2 separate regions of the Mus musculus genome follow, and region 2 is linked to region 1. A link is a contact called in ENCODE Hi-C or POLR2A ChIA-PET data. All regions are on one chromosome and are shown on one strand. The core of a region is the stretch at or near the end of the contact, and the rest is flanking DNA. Distances in the headings are between cores, read along the strand shown.

Region 1 (6,828 bases), core at 2,898-5,397:
CTCTTACCTGGTTAGCTATCTCCCCTCGTTCCCTTTATTAATTTTGTAAATAACCCCTTATTGTTTTCTGTTTGTGTAAAATAGAAAAAAGAAATTTTGTTTTGATGATAATGAATGGTATTAGGATATTATTTCATAATGACAAGACCATACTATATTATAATTCAACTTTTATAACTGTGTCTTTAGTGAATAACACCCTGTATTCATTGTCCTTTAATAGTATTTCCAATTTCCTTGCTAAAGGTATGGTCCCCCCTCCCCTGTGTGTGTATATAAAGACAGAGCTGGGAATAGCTCAGTAGTAGATCGCTTGCCTAGTACATATGGGGCCCCAAACTCAATTCACAGCAACACACACACATAAACAGGGAAGGAAAAAAAAAGTAACTTTAGGGCTGGGGAGATGGTCCAGTCAGTAATATGCTTGAAAATATGGGATCTGAGTTTAATTTCTAGGACCAACCTAAAAAGCTGGCTTTGGTTGCCCATGTAATCCCAATGCTGTAGAAGCAGACAGACAGATCACTGAGGTGTACTGGCCAGCCAACTTAGTCAAATCTGCAAGATCCAGGTCAGAGACCCCATTTCAAGTACCACTCCAGAGGAACAACTCTCAAGGTTGACCTCTGGTCGGTCTCCGGACACGTACATCCACACAGATAAGCACATCACTAGTTTTCATTATTAAGCAAAACTCAAGCATCTTCTCAAGACTTAGGTTACTGTGGGAACTGCTGTGTGTAACGCTCCATCTCAGTTCCTAGCAAACTGTATTATTTTTTTCTGCTCAGATCAAAATAACATAACAGTATGAATTGTAGACATAGGGGATGGTGAAGAAACTGGGTCAAATTTGTATCCTTCAGTCTTATCCCTTATCAATTATCCTAATGAATGTCTGGTACAAAAAAAACTGTTAGAGCTGCCATGTGGGTCAAGCAGCATAACGCATGTTTTTAAACTTATGTATGGCACTATAAATGTAGTTTGAAGAACTATATATTGAGAACTTTTTATAAGTAGCGTACCACAGGTTTTTGTTTTGCTTTTTGAGAGGGTCTATGTAGCCCTGATTGTCCTGAACTTGAAGAGATCTGCCCCCTCCTGCTCACCAAAGACACGTACCACTATGGTTAGCTTAATGTGCCACAGTTATAACAGCTACTCAAATAATGCATTAGGGAGGGAAAAAAAGGAAAATGAGAATCTGGGCAGAGGAGAGGAGACTGGTATTGAAGCATGTATGTTCAGATGCTGAGATCTACCATCTAACCTTGAACAATTCGCTTACCACCGCCACCTTTCAACTTGATGAGTCTCAAATAATATGTATAACTGGGAAAGAAGGAACAAAAGCAGCTAGGGGCTTCTTTCCCATTATTGTCTGTCAGTCGACTGCCATTTCCTTCCTCCCTTAATGGCTCATCCCAGACCTTGGTGAAGTGAGATCATCAAAAAGAGGACCAATCAGACCAATGTCAAAACTAAGGGTGACAGGAAACCCGGAGGTATTGATTGACAAAAGGTATGGAGAAGATTAAAAGACTAGATTCTCATGACTAGCATAATCATGGGAACAAAATGAAGTACATGCTGCCCAGTGGCTTCTGGAAACTTCTGGTCTACAGCATTAGAAAGCTTGAAATGTTTCTTTGTAACAAATCTACTATGCTGAGATTTCTCAGTGTTTCCTCTAAGAACTGCAAAATCACTACAGAAAAAAACAACACAGCTGGCCTTCAGTTACCAATCAGGCTGACAATGAAGGAAATGAGTATGTGGCTTACATATATACTTTATTTGTGCTTAAATAAACACACACACACACCTATGGAAACTATAGTCCCTTAAGAATTTTAACAAGTATAAACAGAGACAGGATATAAAATATTACTTGCTCTGAAAAGAAGAAATCAACTTCATGAAGTAGTATGTTCTTAGTTTTTTTTAAATGAATGTTTATTAGTTTGTGTGTATTGTGAGTTCTGGGGACTTAACTCCGGTCAATACACTTGGCAACAAGTGACTTTACCCACTAGGCCACCTCACTGGTTCCTGAGCAATGTGTTCCTGTCTAGGTCTCAGTTACACTTAGCTGAGTCGCTTGCTTTTTTTCTTCCCTTTTGAGACTGCATCTTACTGTGTATCTCAGGCTGGCCTAAATAAAACGCTCTGTAGACCAGGCTGCCCTTGAATGCAGAGATCTGCCTGCCTCTGCTTCCCTGGGTGCTGGGATTAAAAGCATTGTCATGCCAATCAGATTGTTTACTTTTGGGAGGAGTCTCTGGAGACTGAACCAAGGGTGTCACACATGCCAGATCAAATATTCTCCTATAATTAATATCTCTACCCATCTTTTTAAAAATGTTTTCTGAGATAGTCTTATTAAATTGCCAGGCTGGTCTTGAACTTGTGATCTGCCTGTCTGAGCTGATATTACAGAGGTGCTGCCACCACCCTCTGGAGGATGTTTTTCTTTTCTTTTTGGTCAGGATATCACTATGCTATCATGGTGGCCTGAACTTTCCATATAGACCAGGCTGGCCTCAAAATTCACAGAAATCCCAAGCACGGCTGTCCTAAATATTTCTTTTTATACTTGAAGTTAAGGTAGTTTTTCATATTTTATTTAGTCATTATGTTACGTTGTCTCATAATGTAATCTAAATACATTATTTTCCTGATAGCATTTCCCCTTGGTGAAACAAAGTGAAACTGGCCTTTGGAAGTGTCTTTAAACTATGCTGCTTCCAGTATGGTTGTGAGTGTAGCCATTCAGTCAGCATTATTTGAGTGCTTACCTTACTGTAGTAGGAACTGTCCCAGTGGTGGGGAAAACAAGTGAACAGGCCTCACCAAATACTTGCCCCTGACTTACAGAGTACAGACAACCCACAAGTAAAAGTAAAATAAAATATAAAAGTCTAGTAATTAAACCGTGGGATCGGTGCTCTATATGAGAAAATGTTGGGGTTACAAGCTACTATGAATATGGTCGGAAAAAGTCACTCTGAGGTAAACTTGTGTGTATGTATGGAGGCAGAGTCCTAAGAAAGACATTCCAGGTAGAGAATATGTAACAGAAAAGTTCATATACTTCTTGGTCGGAGCTTAGGGAGCAAGTGACAAAAACCAAGCCCATAAACGTGACTAAGGACCACATCATACAGGGCTTGTAGGCCAGGGAAGGAGTCTACTTTCTCTAAATTTAACCGAAAGCCATAGTACGACTCTAGGGAGGTATAATACATGATTTGCTTTTCTTGTTAAAAGATAAAACGCGAGGCGTGAGGAAGTCTTTCCTCATGCAAAAAGCAAGTGGCTTGAGCTAGAAGCCCATTTCCGAACCACTGAGATGTGCCTAGGCGAGGAAGTCTAGGATCACGGGACCAGAGCGAATGGCCGTGGCAGTATCCTCATCCCCGCCGACGCCCAGCATTCACAACCCGCGTCCAGATAAACTGACGCCAGGCGCAAAGGAATCAATGAATGGCCTGCTGGGGCAGCGCGGGGCGCGGGACCAGGCCTTGGCGCTGGCAAACAACGCGAGAGGCCGCGCGCCAGGCCAGGAGAGGGGGCGGGAGGGGATGAGAGGGAACAGCGGGGGTCCGGCTCCGCCACGGTCGGCGTGTGGAGACCCCCAGACCTTGCGACTAGGGGCAGGAGCAGCTGGACTCAGGGCCCGGATCTGGGAGCTAGAAAACAGGCTGAGACGGACATCCGAGCGGGAGCAACCACTCACCGCTGCCGTTGCCAGGCTGTGCATGTTTGGAGCGGCCGCCGCACTCCTCCTCCCGCCGGACGCACCGGACCCGCGTCCCAGCTTCAGCGGCTCTGATGCCCAAGATGAAGTGCCGCCATCCGCCTCCGCCTCGCTCCGCCCCCTTCGCGGGCCTTTGACCTCTCACCTCTGACCCTCCGCCCACCCAGCCCTTTCCCGCCTCCCGGACCTCGGCCTAGCAAATAATCTCAAAGTATGTTCTTTGAACCTTCAGATTCGGGATCAAAATGACGTCTGCAAACTACTGGCCCTCGTATCCCCACAGCATCGCAGGTAAATCCTTTGAGAGACGTGAACTCTGACTTTCTCCCGAAGGCCAGACAAGGGCGGGAAAAGGCCAGCAGGCTTGGAAGGACACGAATTGCGCATGCTCAAGCGGTTGCGCGTGAGGAAAATGGTAGGAGGGCCAAAGTTGGTAAAGTGGACGGTGCGCATGTGTATTACAGTGTCGTCACGGCGGGGGCGGGGCCGCCCGGGTTAGGGGCTGGGCATGGTGAGGGGCAGAGCGAATGCTTGAGGGGCGGGACTTGCGCGCTTACGCGCACGCGCCTGGACTGGTTGCGTCGAGAGTGCGTGCGTCCGTACGTGTTTGCGTGTAGTCATAGTTCCCGCCATCAGCGGGTTTAGGTGTGCTAGGAGAGAGACCGGCCTCGCTCTCTGGGGCTAGTAGAGCCCCTTCCTTCCGAGCCTTTCGGCTCCACCCCCTCCGCGGGAACTTTGTGCTTCCGGCAAGCTTGTCCGGAGCTGGGACCCTCTAGCGCAGGTAAGACGAGCCGGGACAGCTTCTGAATTGAGCCGTTTTCCCCGGCACCCCCACCCCACCCCTGCGGTCCGCCCACTCGGCGTCCACTTCAGAGTTCTCCCGGCTGCTGCTTAGCCCGCCCCGGGTCCTTGGATACCCAATGCCTTACAGGTGCCCCGTTCGAGTGTTGCCCCCTTTACTTCTCCTTTAACGCGTCCGTGTTGTCACTTGCTTTCTGCATTCTAAATCTGGCCTCTCTTCACCAAGGTTCAGGTGGTCTCAGCGTACCTCCCTGCAAGGCCTGCTGTCTTTACAGGTGACTTTGTTGCCACATATCCATTAAAACCTTGACTGCGATATTCACACGCCCGCTTGACCATTCTTTACTTTCCTACTCCTCTTAGACATTACTCGCTGAAAGGGAGTGTAATTTTTGTCGTGCCTTTGGTTGCTACCCATATCTAGCCAGGACACTGACGGTGTCTATTGAACCAATTTTAAATCAAAATCTGGAGAAAAATAAAAAGGTAATAAAGTTCCGTGTCGTTGGAGAGTTGTACTGTAGTGTTTTTCAGATATTCCTTTGGCGAGTTAACAGTACCTGATGAGTCTATAGTTGAAAGAACTAATCTAAGAGGGAATGTTAAGGGGGCATTTTGGTTTATTGTGTTAAGTATTAGAGGAGGCTTCTGGGCCAGACAGATAGGCTCTAGTGTGTTTGTATGATGTTTGTCATTTGTCATGTTAATATTTGGGTGAATATTCAAAAGAATAGTGTTGCATACTGGCAAAAGGAAAAGGAGGGACTGAAGACCCAAGGACAGATGTAATCAGTTGGTAAGAAATTTTGTCAGGGTAAATGATTTGGTTTTGGACTGGGGTTCTCCCCTGTTGTACTTCCATTTCTCTCTAAGCTTTAAATTCTGCTATATGTTGATAACTTGAGATTTTCTTATTTTCAGCTCCATATTCAAATAGCCAACTGTCTGCTTAACATCTCAGCTTGATTTTTTCTCCCCTTAGGAATTTCAAATATGATACCTTTAAAAACTGGAGTCAATCTGTCTCTTGTACCCAAATTCTCTCCTTTCCAGTGTCCACTACACCACAAGCGGCATGCATGTCCATTTTGATGACACATAGCCATTTGTTCAGTGACACTGGGTAGAAGCTTGAGAAGCAGTCTTGATTTCTTCATCCTATGTGTTCATATCCTTTCCAAGTTCTGTTTTACTTCTAATATATGTTTTGCATTTATTTCTGACCTTCTTCACTTTGACTTTTCTAATTCAAACCACAGTTCTTTTTCATAGGGACTTGATCTCCCTTATTCCTATTCTCACCTGTAGAATAGGAGTAAGAGTTCTTAGCTTACCTGGGTAATGGGAGGCAGGGGCAGATGGATCTCCGAGTTCAAGACCAGCTTGGACTACAGAGTGAGTTCCAGGATAGCTGGGGTTGGGGGGGTGGCGGTACACAGAAAAACCCGTCTCTAAAAACAAATAAACAAAAGTTCTCACCTTAGTGGATTATTATGAGTGCTATAAACTCCCTAAAGTATTGACACTCAGAATCTGTCAAGTAAGAATTATTATTGTAATTATGAGTTAAAAACACTACTTTCTTATCTGATCTCCCTGGGTTTTGTTTTGTTTTGTTTTTCTTGTTTTCTCTTCTTCCCAAACTCAACACTATCCATTCATTCAAATAACGTATACTTTCTTTGCTTGAAACCCTTCAGTGGCTTTCTCATTGCCAAGGTGCTCATTACTTTAAGATAAAATGTAAAATAATGTTCTGGGGATACAGTTCAGTTGCTGGATGCTTCCCTAGCATGCATGAATCCCTAGGGATTTTTTTCTTTGTTTATTTTTTTATTTATTTATTTTTTTTTTTTGAGACAGGGTTTCTCTGTGTAGCCCTGGCTGTCCTGGAACTCACTTTGTAGACCAGGCTGTCCTTGAACTCAGCAATCTCTGCTTGACTCTGCTTCCCAAGTGCTAGGATCAAAGGCGTGAGCAGTGCGCCACCACCGCCAGGCAAATCCCTAGTTTTGTGCTCCAGCACTACATAAAGCCAACAGAGACAGGAGGAGCAGACATTCAAATCCTCAGATATACCAGCCTTGGCTATAAGTCTGTCTGTCTGTCTGTCTGTCTGTCTCTCTCTCTCTTTTTGGTTTTTTGAGACAGGGTTTCTCTGTATAGTCTTGGCTGTCCTGGAACTCACTTTGTAGACCAGGCTGGCCTTGAACTCAGAAATCCACCTGTCTCTGCCCCCCCCCCCCTCTCTCTCTTTTAAG
Region 2 (6,828 bases), core at 2,024-4,523, 38 kb before region 1:
CACTCTCTTGCTACCCTACACTCCTTGGGTAACATTGCTCCACGCCTTGCTCATTCCCCATGTCCTTGTTATTAGGGCGAGCCATCTTACTGCTGCTAACCTTTATGGGAACCTAGAAGCTGTCCACACCCTAGCTTTCTCTCCTCCAGGCAGGATTTCTCCATTTTTTTCTTCCTAGAGTCCTGTCTACAGTCTCATGTACACCATGCCAACTGCTAAAGAGCTAGGGCAGAATCTTTTTTCTTCCTTTCTTTGAGACAGTCTCATGTTGCCAAGGCTGGCCTTGAACTCCTGATTCTCCTGCTCCCACCTCTCGGGCTGGAATCACAGATGTGAGCCACTCTGCCCAGCGTCTGATTCAGCTCTTCCTCAGCTTATGCGGAAGCTGACGAATCTCAAAGCCTAAAGCACGAGTGAAGACCTAGCTTAAACAGAAACGAGCTCTAATTATGCATTTAACATTTGACATTTAATTATTTGACAGTGATAAACATGTAAAAGGAAACCTCGGGCTGGAGAGATGGCTCAGCGGTTAAGAGCACCGACTGCTCTTCCAGAGGTCCTGAGTTCAAATCCCAGCAAACCACATGGTGGCTCACAACCATCTGTGATGAGATCTGATGCCCTCTTCTGGTGTATGTGAAGACAGCTACAGTATACTCATATAAATAAAAATAAAATTTAAAAAATGAAAAAAGAAAACCTCAAAATTCTGGGAAGTAGCTGCCTGTGAAACATGCATGCTATCCCAAATTTAGGCACTCAGGGCTAGCCTCAGCCACTTAATGAGTTCTAGATCAACCTGGGTTATATGAGACCTGTCTCACAGAAAAAGAAAAAAGAAAAAAGAAAAACCCTCCAAATCTGTAAAGTGATTCTTTAGTCAGCATTCCATTAAAGCATCATGCAGTTTCAGGCTGGAGAGATGGCTCAGTATTTGAGAGCACTGGCTGTTCTTCCAGAGATGCTAGGTTCAATTCCCAACACTGATACAGTGGCTCACAACCATCTGTAACTCCAGTCCCAAAAGATTCAACATCTTCTTCTGGCTTCAGTGGGCACCAAGTGGTACATAGACATGCATTCAGGAAAAATACCTATATTCATAGAACCAATACATTTTAAAGTATCATCCAACAGATGAATAAGCAAGAGAATAATTTAAGATGTGATGTGACCTGTATAGCCACATAGCATATTAGAGCCCTAATTGCCCTCTCTGTCTGTCTGTCTGTCTGTCTCTCTCTCTGTCTCTCTCTCTTCTTTCTTTCTCTCTTTCTTTTCTTTCTTTCTTTCTTTCTTTCTTTCTTTCTTTCTTTCTTTCTTTCTTTCTTTCTTTCTCTCTTTCTTTCTTTCTTTCTAGGCAGGGTCTCTCCTTGTAGCCCTGTCTCTCCTGCAGTTCACCTTGTAGATCAGGCTGGCCTCAAACTCACAGAGATTCCCCCTTCATCTGCCTCTCGATTGCTGGATTAAAAGTGTGTGCCACTTTGCCCTGCTCTTCCGTCCATCTTTAATAAGAAGACCTATAAAGTCACCTAGTTAGGAGTAACTCTTTTTTGAGACAAAGTATTTCTCTATAGCCCTGGCTGTCCCGGAACTCACTCTATAGCCCTGGCTGTCCCGGAACTCACTCTATAGACCAGGCTGGCCTCGAACTCAGAAATCCGCCTGCCTCTGCCTCCCGAGTGCTGAGCTTCTACAGCATCACAGCTAGCAGTAACCCCTAAGGAGAGGATGAGAGTCACCGAGAATGTACCTTCCCTGGCTTGAAGACCTAGAGAGGGCACCCTAAAGGGGTAGAGGAGTGAGGGGCAAAGGAGAGAAACAGCTAGGACAGTTTTAGGAGGAGAATTGAGTATGTGCTCCTAGCTAAGAGCCCTCTGGATGGAAGAAGGGTCCCAAAGAGCTCCTTCAGGGACAGAAAGCATCTCTTTTTCCAGGTGTGGAAAACTATTTGGAATCTTCATATGGCTTAAAACTGCTGTATGAGCCGGGTGTGGTGGCGCACACCTTTAGTCCCAGCACTTGGGAGGCAGAGGCAGGCGGATTTCTGAGTTCGAGGCCAGCCTGGTCTACAAAGTGAGTTCCAGGACAGCCAGGGCTATACAGAGAAACCCTGTCTCGAAAAAACAAACAAACAAAAAAACCAAACAAACAAAAAATTGCTGTATGAAGACCAGAGGCCAAAGTAACAGGTCACTCTTAAATTCCTTGGTTGCTCAGACCATAGTGGGCTGAGGGTGACCTGAGATTGAAGTTTCCACCTTGTAGGCACAGGACTCTGTAGTTGGTCTTGGGATTGGAAGAAAACAGAATTACCTTCTCTGTTCCTGTGTCCAGGAACCTTACATGTCCTGAAACATGGGAAACCTGAGAACAGAGCCCAGGATCCAAAAACAGTTTCCCTAGCCAGCCTTAAAAAACTACTTCTTTCTTGTTGGGCAGTGGTGGCACACGCCTTTAATCCCAGCACTTGGGAGACAGAGGCAGGCAGATTTCTGAGTTTGAGACCAGCCTGGTCTATAGAGTGAGTTCCAGGACAGCCAGGGTTACATAGAGATATCCTGTCTCGAAAAACAACAAGCAAACAAACAAACTGCCTCTTTCCCCCCTGTCTAACCTGTCCCCACTCAAGAGCGGTGGTTTTAGCTTGCGTCTGTGTGTAGTATGGGCAAGAGTGTCAGCAGCACCTCAGGGAAGCCACAGTGTACAAGACCTGAGCTTCATGGAGGAGACTGAAGACCAGAAAGATTGGCTGTCCTGACAGGGTCCTTCAGTGACACAACTGCAATAGATTGCAGGTCTCTCTACAACCGGTGCAGAATTCACCAACTCTTCCCTTAGAAAGGGCCTTCTCCAGAAAGCATGTTGAAGGAAGGCCTGCGATCGGTGAGGGACACCGATGGTCTTTCTCTCCACTCCATTATCTTCTGGGTCCCCTACATACCGCCAAACAACTTCCTTTTCTTCCCGTTGTCTTACCTTTCCCATCCCATGTCTGACTTTTCTTTCTTCCTAGCTCATTCCTTTCTCTCTCACCAGCCTCTCTGCTCCCTCAAGTCAAGCTTTTTGTGTTCTCTTCTTAACCTTCTCCTCCTCCTCTTTCTCCATCACCCTTTCCTGCCATTCCCCTCCTTTATCTCCACTAATTCCCAATAGCCCTGGCTCTCAGCCCCTTTAAGGATTTCGAATCTACAGTCCAGGAGAGAGGGCACTTTCATTTGGACACTCAGTAACATGCCTCTCCTTTCAGCCTCATTTTTCCCTGTATCCTAGGAGACTGACTAAACAAAGTGCCCAAAGAATGTGTTAGAACCTAAGTGTTCCAAGTCTTGGTGTTCCCGCTAGTGTCTGAAAGGAAGGATGGTTACAACGGATGCAGGTGCAGTGGGGCGAGAAGAAACAGAGGATCTGGGAGAGGGGGCACCAGCAAGGACACAAAGGATAAAATTCTAAAAGTAAGAGAGATTGGGTCAGCCAGGCACAGTGGCAATCTTAACACATGGGAGGTGCAAACAGAAGGATCAGGGGCGTTCAAGGGTCATCATTGGCTATATAGGAAGTTGGAGGGTGGCCTAGGTTCAGGGTGGGGGGAGATTAGCACACACACACACACACATATATATATTTAGGATCTTGTACTTCCAAATAGCTTTATATGATCCTCGGAGTTTGGAAGTGTCAACACCAAGTGCCAATGACATTATAGTAGGAAGTCAGCATGTCTCAAATTTCTTTCTGGGAGGTAGGAAGGAAGAGAGCTATTTTGTCTATGTTCTCACTTCTGAGAAGGGTTATGGCTAACCTGTTTCATATAAAGTGGATAGGATGGCTCTGCTCAGAGGTCATAGCCCTTAGAATGTTAGAACTTTAAGGCTCTCTCAAGTCCAGAGACTTAAGCCTAGATCAATCATCTCCATGAGAGCGTTTTAGAATTTGTCAAATTACAGTTTCCAGGGATGAGGAGAACATATTTAGTGGGCACCCTAATAAGCAGTTCTGGCAAAAAGGCAACCTTGGGGAGCCCTAAATCCAAGTCCAGATCAAACAGTTGTCTGTGGCCTTAAAGTCCCATGGCATACAACCTGCTAGTGTACCAAGAACTTGCCTCGGCTTGTTAAGCAGGCAAAAACCAGAGCACAGAATAAACTCAAACCCTGACTCTTTCCAAGGTTATCTTAAAATCATCTCTTTATTACCACGAGTTCAACTGTCTCATGCGTTTTGAACACCCTCATTTGGTAACCCTCAACAGTCTCTTAATGCATCTTCATTGATGAGAATCTATTCTCATTCTGCCTCCCATCTTCCTGGGGTGGATTCACCTCTGAGACACAGTGGCTAGGGTCAGCACTCATTGCCCCGTACAGCTAAGAGGTTTCTCTATAAAAGGGTGATTGACACAGCTAGAAAGAAAATGGTTTTTAAGAGGCAGAGAGGATAAATTCGAGAGAACCAGGAAGGGGGGGGGGGAGTTCTGTGTAGCCTCAGGGTGGGAAAAGGAGCCTAGTTTAACCTAATACAGGTATGCATCTGTAGAGCTGAGTTAGGACTCAGGCAGGACTCAGCTTGGCCAGAGGTTGGTTAGAGCTCAGGGCCCTTACCGTAGGTAGGATAGTAATCTTGTGTCTGCGAGGGTCGCCTCCCGAGCTCCGCAGTGCTCTCCGCTGAGAACAAGACTCCTTTTCTCCTTTGCACTTGACTGCTTCCACCCTCCACTGCAGTTTGCTGCTGTAAACTGGCAGAGTTACAGCCAGAGAGGAGGAGTGGGGTGGGGAGAGGTGTGAGCGCTCTCCTAGGTCCAGCCTATCCAACTCTTAAAGGCCCAGGGCACTGGTCAACAGGAGGAATTGTGGGGGTGGGGTTGCAGAAAAGGATTAAGGCAATGGATTGAGGTTGATAGCGACGCATCTCTAGGGAGGAGGAGCCTGGCTGCCTTGTATCTTGATGCCTCCCCACCTGGACCCCTTACTGACCCCAATCCCACAATTGTTCTCAGAGTGAAAGCCAAGCCTGTTTACTGCAGTGTGCTGTGAATCACTGCTTTTCATTCTGCTCAGAGTCTGTGTGGAATACCGCTGTTTTTGCCCTCAATTCATCTGGCTGCTCTCCATGGTATCGCTTTCCACCAGCTTGCTCCTGTGTTTCTGCATCCTGCCTCGAAAGGGCAGTCAATCTGAGTCTGTAAAAATACAGGAGCTGAGCAAGACAGGGAGAAAGGAAGAAACAGTAGTTTGAAGGGACAGTATCTGTGCACACGTGTGAAACAGCTCCTGTGTATATGGTGGCTGCTTTTGTTTGTTTGTTTCTTGAGACAGGGTTTCTTGTGGCCCAGACTAACCTTGAATTTGATATGTTCTTAAACTTGATTTGTAGCTGGGGATGGATGACCTTATAGATCCTCCTGCCTCCACCGCTTGAGTGCTGAGACTCAGGTGTGCACCACTGTGGCCAGTTTAAATGGTGGTGAGGATGAAACCCAGATCTGTGTGTATAGTGGGCAAGTACTTTGCCAGCTGAACCACATCCTCAGCAACCGCCCCCACACACACCCTAATGTCCTCTTTTCTCTTGTAATCATTTGTTCAGTGACAGGATATCTATTTATTGATGAGGGAGTCTTGCTATGTAGCCTAGCTGGCCTTGAACTCACAACCCTGTTCCCTTATCATTCTGGCCACACATAATAAAGGTATGGGTAGAGATGAAGCAAGCTTACTCTATTCAGACTCTTTTAGGAAAGGCCACATCCATGCTCCTATGTATCTTTCTTCCCTCTGTCTTTCTGTTTTGTACTTAAAAACCAATGTTAAAAATATCTTTTAATAAATTCCAACTTTGTAACAACAACAACAAAAAAAAAAAAAACCAAAAAAACCAAAAAACACCAGAGCAAAGTAAGAGAGAGGGCACTCATAAAGGAACAAGCTCCTTCCAAGAGTAAATGAATAGGCACAGAAACCAAGATGGAGGGAAGACAACCAGATTAGAAGAGGAAAGGGGTGTTATGACCCCATACTTCACAAATGAAAACTAAGGCACTAGAAGTTTCTACAGCACTCTAGACGATGTGTTGGCAGTAAAGAGAACCGGCCCTTGTCCACTCCCAAGCATCACAGCTGGGCTCAGATTTGCTCTGCCTTGGGAAGATTGCGAAGCCTGGCTTTTCTGACCCAGTGGCTGGCAGTTAAGGCAGTTATGGACGTAGGGCACGTATATGGAACTCCCGTGAGGTTCTTTTTCAGTGGTGTATTTTAGTCACAAGCCCAGAGGGAACGAGCTTTGTGAGGTGGACACGACGTTGAGTGTTTTGAGTTTTGGCTGCCTCTTAGAGTTATCTCAAATACCTCTCAACCGCCTAATAGTCTGCCATTAGTGGTTATTGATAGCTAAGTCTTAGGTTCCATTAAAATAAAATCCTCAGAAGTGATGGCTACAAAAGCCAGCCTGGAGATTACTTTAGGAAGGCCTTGTGGTAGAATGAATGCATAGCTGGCCTTGATCTAGTTTTAGTCTTGAGTACTAACAGAGGTGGGGGTGGTCCTTCATTAAAAAATAATTTTCTGAAGCTGGGCATGGTGGTGCACGCCTTTAATCCCAGCACTCCAGAGGCAGAGGCAGGCAGATTTATGAGCTTGAGGCCAGCCTGCTCTACAAAGTGAGTTCCAGGACAGCCAGGGCTATACAGAGAAACCCTGTCTCGAAGAACCAAAAAAAAAAAAAAAAATTTTTTTTTCTGTCATACATTTCCTGTAGGTTTATATTGCTTCTATTATAGTTTATAACGAAGAGGATTTAAACCTCTGCAATTAAATTTTTTATGAGATG

Evidence for each region. A loop is a pair of places that touch in the nucleus more often than their neighbours do. ChIA-PET counts read pairs that join two places held with the same protein, here RNA polymerase II (POLR2A).
Region 2: a loop to region 1 is called in a map of gastrocnemius, with 2.3 times the contacts of the local background. The contact joins the promoter of Plcd4 here to the promoter of Cnot9 in region 1. A Hi-C loop is called at or near these places in 3 of 37 maps with a recorded cell type or tissue (gastrocnemius and regulatory T cell). POLR2A ChIA-PET finds 5 or more read pairs at or near these places in 3 of 5 experiments (Patski and embryonic stem cell).

Annotation. Positions count from the first base shown.
Region 1 is chr1:74,503,379-74,510,206 of GRCm38, reverse strand. It overlaps Cnot9 (CCR4-NOT transcription complex, subunit 9), which reads right to left and starts at 4,147. Exons shown (of 8, transcript NM_021383.5): 1 at 3,746-4,147. The coding sequence starts at 3,769. Usp37 (ubiquitin specific peptidase 37) reads left to right here and starts at 4,386. Exons shown (of 24, transcript NM_001310662.1): 1 at 4,386-4,547.
Region 2 is chr1:74,540,805-74,547,632 of GRCm38, reverse strand. It overlaps Plcd4 (phospholipase C, delta 4), which reads right to left and starts at 3,273. Exons shown (of 18, transcript NM_148937.2): 1 at 2,983-3,273. It also overlaps a transcript of Usp37 not described here.